Linked DNA regions of Homo sapiens: regions 2 and 3 are each linked to region 1. The links are chromatin contacts, found by Hi-C or POLR2A ChIA-PET in ENCODE. All regions are on one chromosome and are shown on one strand. The core of a region is the stretch at or near the end of the contact, and the rest is flanking DNA. Distances in the headings are between cores, read along the strand shown. Region 1 overlaps MIGA1 (mitoguardin 1). Region 2 overlaps FUBP1 (far upstream element binding protein 1). Region 3 overlaps NEXN (nexilin F-actin binding protein).

The links. Hi-C counts contacts between places; a loop is a spot of excess contacts on that map. ChIA-PET counts read pairs that join two places held with the same protein, here RNA polymerase II (POLR2A). Pooled maps may share reads with other maps.
Region 2: a loop to region 1 is called in a pooled map, with 1.9 times the contacts of the local background. The contact joins two enhancer-like sites. A Hi-C loop is called at or near these places in 2 of 168 maps with a recorded cell type or tissue (colonic mucosa and psoas muscle) and 2 of 50 pooled maps. POLR2A ChIA-PET finds 5 or more read pairs at or near these places in 5 of 52 experiments (OCI-LY7, activated CD4-positive, alpha-beta T cell, activated T-cell and 2 more).
Region 3: a loop to region 1 is called in a pooled map, with 2.2 times the contacts of the local background. The contact joins two enhancer-like sites. A Hi-C loop is called at or near these places in 2 of 50 pooled maps. POLR2A ChIA-PET finds 5 or more read pairs at or near these places in 4 of 52 experiments (AG04449, OCI-LY7, Panc1 and 1 more).

Annotation. Positions count from the first base shown.
Region 1 is chr1:77,823,836-77,827,276 of GRCh38, forward strand. All of the region lies in intron 7 of MIGA1 (mitoguardin 1), which reads left to right. Among named protein-coding and RNA genes, the nearest start is that of MIGA1, 46 kb to the left of the region's middle. Within about 2 kb of position 1,681, at least 10 of the 41 ENCODE cell types and tissues checked have a DNase peak (open chromatin) inside an H3K27ac peak, as active enhancers do; they include OCI-LY7, where a contact is called at or near this core.
Region 2 is chr1:77,947,566-77,951,006 of GRCh38, forward strand. It overlaps FUBP1 (far upstream element binding protein 1), which reads right to left. Exons shown (of 20, transcript NM_003902.5): 19 at 1,590-1,735; 20 at 1-1,209. The coding sequence ends at 1,201. Among named protein-coding and RNA genes, the nearest start is that of FUBP1, 30 kb to the right of the region's middle. Within about 2 kb of position 1,591, at least 5 of the 41 ENCODE cell types and tissues checked have a DNase peak (open chromatin) inside an H3K27ac peak, as active enhancers do; they include OCI-LY7, where a contact is called at or near this core.
Region 3 is chr1:77,925,450-77,928,890 of GRCh38, forward strand. NEXN (nexilin F-actin binding protein) reads left to right here. Exons shown (of 13, transcript NM_144573.4): 7 at 965-1,162; 8 at 1,267-1,443. Among named protein-coding and RNA genes, the nearest start is that of NEXN-AS1, 38 kb to the left of the region's middle. Within about 2 kb of position 1,307, at least 3 of the 41 ENCODE cell types and tissues checked have a DNase peak (open chromatin) inside an H3K27ac peak, as active enhancers do.

The sequences.
Region 1 (3,441 bases), core at 431-2,930:
CTGTTGAATTCTAAACTCTGTTTCTCTGTTGCCACATAGGTCGTGACACCTCAGCTGGTAACCAGAAATATTAACTATCCTTTGTGAATAGCCTATAAACCATACTGTTGTTTATACGCATGGGAACTTCTGCAAGTGATTTGGTTGTGTTGTTGTTTTTACTTTGGTTAAATTTTAAATCTATTTTCTATTCCGTAACATTGCCATCCAAGAAGCCATTAAATATGATAAATACTGAAAAGAAGATCTGACATTTCTGTTAATTTAGCAGCAAACATGCTGGAAATATTAGAACTAATGCTGAGAAAATAAAAGAGCAGTATTAAAATAGGAGGACTTTTATTTTTAAAATGAAAAACTTCTGACAACCTGGCTCTAAAATTGCAAACATTCAAATGCATTCCTAAGCTGTGCTGTCATCTGTGTTAAAATAGAAAACAGGCTGGGTGTGGTAGCTCATGCCTGTCTGTAATCCCAGCACTTGGGAGGCTGAGGCAGGAGGGTTGCTTGAGACCAGGAGTTCAAGACCCAGTCTGGACAACATAGCGAGATCCCCGTCTCTATAAAAAAATTTAAGCCAGGAATGGTGGTGTGTGCATGTAGTTCTAGCTAGTCAGGAGGCTGAGGCAGGAGAATCCCTTGAGCCTAGGCATTCGAGGCTTCAGTGAGTTACGATTGGGCCATTGTACTTCAGCCTGAGAAACAGTGAGACTCAGTCTCTAAAAATAATTAAAATAGGAAATATTTTTGATATTTTGGAAGGAGGTGATACTGATACAAAATGGTTTACTAGTAATATTTTGTGTTTTAAAAGCATAAACACAGATTTTATTATAATTATTGTGGTTTAAAAGTATGCCTGCAAAAAGAAATATAGCACAGTAGTTGTATTTCAAGCCATCTTTACAATGTTTCCTATGATAAGAAAATAGCTTTGCATTAGGCAGGGTTTGAATTATGTTTTAAGGAATGAATTCCACCCATAAAATATAACCCACTCCATATTCTATAATTTATTGTTTGCCATGTTCCATGCTGCATTTCCTTAACCATCCTGAATTAATGAGTCATTATTGCATGCATTTCTAAGTGCTAGTGCACCAAGAGTTTAATACAGGCTTAAACAATAGTTATTTGTTCTATTCCTCTTTTTTTTTTTTTTTTTTTTTTTGAGATAGGGCCTTGCTCTGATGCCCAGCCTGGAGTGCAGTGGCATGATCTTGGCTCACTGCAACCTCCGCCTCCAGGGTTCAAGTGATTCTCTTGCCTCAGCCTCCCAAGTAGCTGAGACTGCAGGTGCGCTGGGGACTACAGTCGTGCCCCACCACACCTGGCTAATTTCTGTATTTTTAGTTGAGGCGGAGTTTCACCATGTTGGCAGGCTGGTCTCGAACTTCTGGCCTCAAGTGATCTGCCCGCCTCAGCCTCCCAAAGTGCTGAGATTACAGCATGAGCCACGATGCCTGGCCCTGTTCTGTTTCTCTTATAGGAATATAGGAGTTGTGCAATCACAAACAAATGAAATGAAGATTTGAGTTAGTTCTCTAAAAATGAAAACGTTTTCCTTATTCACTTATAAGACCGTTTAGTGCTGAATGTGAGATGTTGAAATCACTAGAGGGCAGCACGTTTTATCTACATGTTGGATGCCTGTGACTCAGGTGCCATTCTGTGTTGCTACTTGTAGCACTGGGAGTTAAATATAAGTCAACACTTGCTGGCAGGCTTTGTATGCACCTGGTACTGTAACTCAGAATGAGAAAGAACGTGGAAGTTATGCAGAGAAGACATGAAATAACATTACTGTAAATTTCCATTATTGTGCAAGTTCTTCTAGCTAAAAGTATCTGGAAGTGTTATGTTTATGTTTATTTGTAGCTTCTATTTTCAGAGATTGTTAAATTATAATTGATAAACTTTTTTTTTGTAACTTCTGAAGGCTTAACGAAAACCTCCAATATGATTTCAATTATACATAGTATAACTTAGTAATTAAGAATATGGGCTTTGGAGTCAAACAAGCATGGGTTCAAATCCTGGCTCTACCCCTCTTGCTAGCCGAGACATTAAGCAAGCCTTGACTTTGCTTAGACTCAGCTTTTTCATCTGTAATGTGTAGGAGTATATTAGGATCAACTTCATAAAACTGTGAGGATTAAGTGAGATTACATAACATATTTAGCATAGGCACATGGTAAACACTTATCTATTCATTATTATAATTATAGTCTAGCAGTTTAAAGAGGCCTGTTCTAAGCTGGTTTAAAAATTTCATAGTTATAGATAGGAGGATGTCACATGTTCATAAGTTGTTTTACAATGATATTGTTAGTCAATTCTGCAGACAACATTCTTTTTTTCTGGGAATTAATTTGATTTTTCTCATAGTAATATAAATTTGTATTTAATGAAACAAGGTAAGCCATGTTTAAACTTATTTTTTGGTAAAGTAAAAAAAGGTGCTTTTTATAAATCTACCTTTTTCCGGGTTAGAAATTATCTGAAGGGTTTGAAAAAATAATTATTCTAGATGTAGCTAAGATTACTGATTTTCCCTCATCTCTGACCTTGTCATGCGTAGGAGGAAAATAAAAAATGATAATGGATATACTGCCTCTTGCTGGCATATCCTATTATTATTAATTATTATTATTATTTGAGACAGGGTCTTGCTCTGTTGCTTGGGCTAGAATTCAATGGTGCGATCATGGCTCACCACAGCCTCAACTTCCTGGGTCCAAGTGATTCTCCCATTTCAGCTTCCTGAGTACCTGGGACTACAGGCGTGAACTACCATGACTAGCTAATTTTTTAATTTTTTGTAGAGACAGGATCTCACTATGTTGCCAGGCTGGTCTCGAGCTCCTGGGCTCAGGCAGTCCTTCTTCCTTGGCATCCCAAAGTGCTGGGATTACAGACATGAGCCACCATGCCAGGTCTGGATTCTGAATAAATTAAGAACACAAAAAGAGCCTTTTTTTTTTTCTGAGATGGAGTCTTGTTCTGTTGCCCAGGCTGGAGTGCAGTGGCACATTCTTGGCTCACTGCAACCTCTGCCTCCTGGGTTCAAGTGATTCTCCTGCCTCAGCCTCCCGAGTAACTGGGATTAAAAGCGCCCGCCAGCACGCCCAGCTAATTTTTTTGTATATTTAGCTGAAATGGGATTTCACCATGTTGGCCAGGCTGGTCTCAAGCTCCTGACCTCAGGTGATCCACTCAGCTGGGCCTCCCAAAGTGCTGGAATTACAGGCATGAGCCACTGCACCTGGCCAAAAAGAGCCTTTTTTTTTTGAGATGGTGTTTTGCTCTGTGGCCCAGCTGGAGTGCAGTGGCACGATCTCCGCTCACTGCCTCCTGAGTTCAAGTGATTCTCCTGTCTTAGCCTCCCGACTACCACGCCTGACCTAAACTTTTTTTCTTAATAGCCAGATTGGACAATGT
Region 2 (3,441 bases), core at 341-2,840, 120 kb after region 1:
TGGCAAGACAGACTGTATTTGCATGTAGTCTAATATATTAATATGCAAAGAGCCAACAAATATGCAAAGAGTAAAACAATGGATTTCAACAAAATATCAGAACTTCAGCATGAGTGTTAAAGAGTAATAAAATGACTTCAAGTACATAAAAAAATTAAGTTGATTCAATGATTGGACTTGTGCATTTACAAAACAAAGCTTATCTATACTGCATAAAGAAAAAAAAAAAGCTTGAACGTTTCCATACCCCATTTATGTTTCAATGGCAGATGCAATGTAGCTATACTTTTTGCACACTATTCACTTTTCTATCCTAAATTTAGAAAGAAACACACTAACATTATATACATTGAAAGAGTTGCTTCACATGGAAAAAAACTGTTCTTATTAGACTACTCATATTCACTATCTGAAAACTGTTTAAAATTAGTTATGCCGAAACAGTCTTGGAAATCAAGTATTATCAAATTAAGAACAGAAAGGTTAACTGTTATAGCAGCAGTACAGGTCTGAAACAGTGGTCATGTATAAAAGGAAATTTCACTGTTAATGCAATGGAAGTATGCCAAAAGATCATTGTACACACATGCAGTTTTTAATCAAACAGAAGGAAAAAAAATGAAGATATCAGGATTACTTGTGCTGAAAGAGCCAATACAATAAATGGAAAAGATCCTCCAATCTACCACTATACTGCAAGGGGGGAAAAACATGCCAGTGTTTAAAAACTCAATATTTCATGGGGAAAGCTTATATATTTGTGTATATGTATCTTAATTTATCATTGCTAAGAAATTATGAATCCTTTAAATACCCACATATCCAACTTACCGACACAGGAGGTTTCATATCATTTATTGTAAAGCACAAAACAGGCATTTTAAAAGTGAAAGTATACATTGAAAAAGTACATTTATATCACAAAGCATCAACCACATAATTGCAAATACATTTGCTGGAATGTGTACATCTACACTAAATACTAAAAACAAACCAATTTTCATTTCTACACAGAAATATTAACCTCCTATCAGTAGTGATAGATATTTTGTACATTTTCAAAAAAAAAAAAAAAAAAGGAAACACTATTTTAAACCAAAAACAAAATTAAGATCTTCATCAAGTCGTCTGCATCCATATATTTAACAAAGGTTTTTTTCCCCCACACAATGAAGCAAATACTGTATTGTCCACTTCTTATTATTGGCCCTGTGCAGAAGAGATACATAAGAAATACACAAAAAGTTAAAGAAAATCCTTGAAATGGAGCTAATTCAGGAGTGAATCCTTTAAGAAAGAAAAAGTGGTTAATATAAATGGTGGTGGCTTCTTGCATGATTTGCAAATCCCTGGGGGAAGAAAATTTATTTTTAAAATCAAAGGCATTGCAGAAATATTCACCACTCAGATGCTGGAAAGCATTATAAAAAACAAAAAAACCCAAACAATACACCGTAGTACTTCATTTAAATAGTTATTATACTTTGCCAGATAAAAATTTAAAAGGCAAACACTCCCAAACAGACAAACAGTAAACATGCAGAAAACAGACTGGAGTAGAAATCAACAAATTAGCAATTACATTATACCTGAGGTGCTGGAGGATGCTGTGGCATTCCCTGGGGACTTGTCTGGGCATAATAGGCTGCTTGTTGTCTATAATACTCAGCCCAGGCTGCACTATAATCTGGCTGACCACCTGGAGGAGCCCCAGTCGGAGCAGGAACTGCCTGACCTTTGAAAAAAAAGAACTTTGTTGCTGTAACCACAATTATAAGCCCAACATCTCATTTCTAATAAAAACAATACCTTGCTTCTTGTAATATTTCTCCCAAGCCTTTGAATAATCTTGTGTTTGCCCTTGTTGACCAAAAAAAAAAACCCCTAAACTTTAATATAAAATTACATCCACTGTAAGTACAGGTTATAAGACAAAAGCACAGAGGGTCAGAATTACTCCTGTTTTATTTAAAATATTCATTTAGTAGTGTCAGGAAACTACTCTGCAATTAGAAAAAAAAAAAGAACGCTCTTTTCTTTTTGCCTTATAATTAATCGTTAACTTTTAGTTCTAGAGCGTCATTATTAGTAAAAAAACAGAATCAACCCCAAATCCACACTGCTTTAGCTAAGGAAGGTAAAGATTTAGGCATAATCTTAATTCGATTCCAGAATTACAAAAAGAACATTTTTGAAAAACTTTAAGCCCACTTAAAGGCAATGATTTAAAGACTGTATTAAGACCTAGCCAAGACTTTTTCCTGATTAGTAACCTATAAAGTGTATGTACACACACACATAATAAGATGTTAAAAGTATTAATAATTTATTCCAATTACAACACAATGTTATTAAAAGTAACCTGACAAGGAATAAAGAACAAGATCAATGAAAACACATAAAACTCAGCTTTCACAATCAGGTCTTTTTCCAAATAAGGTGACTTTGCTGAATTAAGAGATTAAAGAAATATAGCAATGAAATGCAACGCATGAATCTTGAATGTACTCTGAATTAAACAAAACACACAGACGACAAAAGACATATTCCTGACAACTATGGAAATTTAAATATAGTCTGTATGTTTGTGATAATATTGAGGGTATTTATTTTCAGACAGGGTCTCACTCTGCCACCCAGGCTGGAGTGCAGCGGTGCAATCATGGCTCACTGCAGCCTCAACCTCCCAGGGCTCAGGTGATCCTCCCACCTCAGCCTCTAGAGTAGCTGGGACTACAGGCCCACCATGCCTAGCTGACATTTTTCTCTTTTTTTGTAGAGATGGGGTTTTGCCATGTTGTCCAGGCTGGTCCTGAACTCCTGGACTCAAGTGATCCACCTGCCTTGGCCTCCCAAAGTCCTGGGATTACAGGCGTCAACCACTGTGCCCAGACATTGAGTTTATTTAGAGCAAACTGTCTTGTCTGCAACTTACTTTGAAATGGTTCATACACAAAAAACATACATATAAAGCGCATACAGCAAACTTTTAAAAAATGATGAAGCTGAGTGTCTGATGCCTTATTTCCCCAATTTCTGAAGGTATATAATTTTCTAAATAAAAAATTGAGAAGAGAGAGTATATGTTCTCCTATTCAGTTTCTTTACTTAAGCACTATTTTATTTCGTTTGTAACTCGCTTGGCTTTGTGAAATAACTACCATAGACAAAAATACTGGAGCATGGACACACAGGAAGCTCTTTTTATGTTTGTAGGATGCTGCCAACAAGACCAATTTCATAGTTTCAGAAAGCAGTCTATCACCATTGTAAAACAGGTCACAGACTCAAAGCAACTGAGTGAAAGAATTTAAGATTTATGATTCTTTAAAAATGCCTGAAAAAAACCCTCTTTTCTTGGGTAACAGAGAACTCTCATATACTATTAAAAATTCTCATATTTTCCTGTCTTCTATAAATAACTGTTCTCAAAGAGGAAGT
Region 3 (3,441 bases), core at 57-2,556, 100 kb after region 1:
TTAGAAAGACAAGCCTTATTAGTCTCAGTTTGAGATACTCTGCCAAGACAACGTATTTTTTGAACTGTTACTAACAGCTGAGATTGTTGAACGCTAACATTTATAAAAAGGCAATTTTATTTTCATCATTTGTCTTCTTTCCTCAGAGTTCCTGAGAGTTTATGTTTTGGTTTTTATATAATAGTACAGAGTGCAGTATCTGTTACCAAGAAGAAATGTTCAACAACCACAAAAATTTTAGTCATCCCTTTTATCTAACAGAATAAGTTAAAAATCTTTCAATTTGATGGTGTGCCCAAAACTACAGCCCATAAATTGGGAGCAATTTTATCTCAGGGCCATGTGTTTCATTTCACCACTCTTCTTAGTTTTTAAAAAAGTCAGAGGCAACAACAGATTATATAATTAAAATGAATTAAATAATAATTTTAAAATATTTTAATACAATCAAATACCAGAGAGTTTATCTATAATATATATAAATGTTTAATAAATCACTTGGAAATACTGTGTTTTTTTCTCACTAAATACTGGTTTCATTAAGTATTTAAAAGCTTGCATAGAGAGAAAAATCATATGAGGAAACTTTTTTTTGTTTAAACTGAATCTATCCACCATCAAATTGATTTAGAGTATATTCACATGCACATTTTGTGGATTAGTGCACAAATAGCTTAATTCAGGCAATGTCACTGCAGTTTCGTTATCCAAACAGCTGTATTAACTCCATCTTCTAGGAAATAGAATGCTTCTTGAACCTCGTCAGCAATGGATTTCAGCAAGATTAACTCATAATGCACAAAGAATTTAGAGTAGGAGATATTTAATAATAATCTGTAAAAAAATGTTCTTCATAATAACATTGATGACAGTGTAATGAAATTCACCTATGATGGAGGTAAAGTCCCATGAAACCCAATTTTGATTAAGAAGAAATAGGCTAATTATCTATTTTATAAAATAGGAAGGAGATGATTCACTACTTATAACTGTGGTACCTGTCAAATCATATAAAACATCTGGAAAAATGAAAAAGAATTTTGAGGATCTAGAAAAAGAACGTGAAGAGAAAGAAAGGATCAAGTACGAGGAAGATAAAAGAATAAGATATGAAGAACAACGACCATCTCTCAAGGAAGCAAAGTGTCTTTCATTAGTTATGGTAAATTTTTGTTTGTTTGTTTTCTAAGAAACAAATCAAGGCAGTTTAAGTTAGCAGCATTTTCCTTTATGACTAAAAGGTGGGTTTTCATAACGTTTTCTTAGGATGATGAAATAGAAAGTGAAGCAAAAAAAGAATCACTTTCTCCCGGAAAATTGAAACTAACTTTTGAAGAACTGGAGCGACAAAGACAAGAAAACCGAAAGAAGCAAGCTGAAGAGGAAGCAAGAAAACGTTTAGAAGAAGAGAAGCGTGCTTTTGAAGAAGCAAGGCGGCAAATGGTAAATCTACATATTTAAACCTTACAATTAATATTAATGAAGTTAGCCGACTTAAGATAAGGTTTACTACTACAAATTCAAAGAGATTTTACATATAGAAGGGCTGATTTTCTAATTGTATTCATATTTCATATATAAAATACATCTAGGCTAGGCACGGTGGCTCATGCTGTAATCCCAGCACTTTGGGAGGCCAAGGTGGGTAGATCACCTGAGGTCAGGAGTTTGAAACCAGCCTGGCCAACACTGTGAAATCCCTGTAATCCCAGCTGCTTGGGAGGCTAAGGCACGAGAATCACTTGAACTTAGGCGATGGAGGTTGCAGTGAGCTGAGATCACGCCATTGCACTCCAGCCTGGGTAACAGAATGAGACTGTCTCAAAAAAAAAAATCCATACTGTTTTCCAGTTTTCACTCTGGGGCATTTTACCCAATATGCTTTAAATTTTTATTTTTATACATTGTTATTAATGTATAAATATGCAAAATAATTACTCAATGAACCTGGTTTCCTTCATCTGTTAGTTCAATCTGCAAAGTACTTAATGACATGGGTGCGGGACTGATTATAAGTGTAAACTTGTCCTCAGCAGTCCAGTTTTTCAACTGTTTGAACATATCAAAATAACAGTTTACGGTGGAATATGCAGTTTGTCCTATTAAGTGTATGTGTGTGCATATTTGTGTGCATGCCTCTGTGTGTGTGTGTCTGTGTGTGTGTGTGTGTGTGTGTGTGTGTGTAGTGTGGTTAAGAGCATGGATTGTGGGGCCAGATTGTCTAGATTCAGATATCAGCCATTTACTAACTGTGTAACCATGGACAACTGTTTTAATCTCTCGCTGTGTTAATTAATTAAATCTCTCTTAGTTTCTTCATTTTTAAAATGGTAAAAATGAAAGCGCCTACTTCTTTTTTTTTTTAACTTCCACAATGACTTGGATTTTTTTTCAATGCCTATTTCTTAAATGGTTAAACAAGTTAATATCTAGGAAGCACTTAAAATGGTGTTTGTTACATATACTAAGTTCTTTGAAAATGTTAATTATTACTATGGTATTAATAGATTTATCAACAGAAAGTAAAACTGAAATAAGAAAACACTGATTCCAAACCTCGTTTTAAGATTTAAAAATGCGCCAGGCATGGTGGCCATGCCTGTAATCTCAGCACTTTGGAAGGCTGAGGCAGGCAGATCCCTTGAGCCCAGGAGTTTGAGACCAGCCTGAGCAACATGTGGAAACCATGTCTCTACAAAAACAAATACAAAAATTAGCCAGGTGTGGTGGCACAGACCTGTAGTCCAAGCTCCCCGGGTGCTGAGGCGAGAGGATTGCTTGAGCCCGGGAAATCAAGGCTACGGCGAACTATGAATGAGCCACTGGACTCCAGCCTGGGTGACAGAGTGAGACCCTGTCTCAAAAAAAAAAAAAAAGGATCTAAAAATGGAATATTTGTAATTTTAAAGTTACAGAACTTTCTTGATCAGCTTTCTTGAATGATGTTCTAAGAATTATATATATAAAAATTTAATTTTCTAGACATTTATTTGAAAATGTTATTACTCGGGTATAGCTGCATAATATCTGCACATTTTAGATATTTCTGGTGGTCAACTTAATAAAGAAATAGTATTGTTAAATAAATAATACATTTCAATTGATATTATAGTAAATTTAATAATAAACCTTTAATGATAAAATCATAAAGCTGGAATTTTACATAAAATAGTTCTAGATAATAATCTTTTATCTGATTAGTATAAGGTACCATAGTTCACAGTAAAAAAAAAAATACAAAAATTACAAAATGAGAACATTATTTTACTACCAAAGAGATTCTGTGTAGATATACTTGAACCCCAATTATAGTACACACATACGCATTTTATATTTGTTCTGGGAAAGTTAATACTCAACAGTAACCCCTCACTGCAGCCTCAACCTACTGGGCTCAAGGGATCCTCCCACCTCAGCTTCTCGAGTAGCTGGGACTACAGG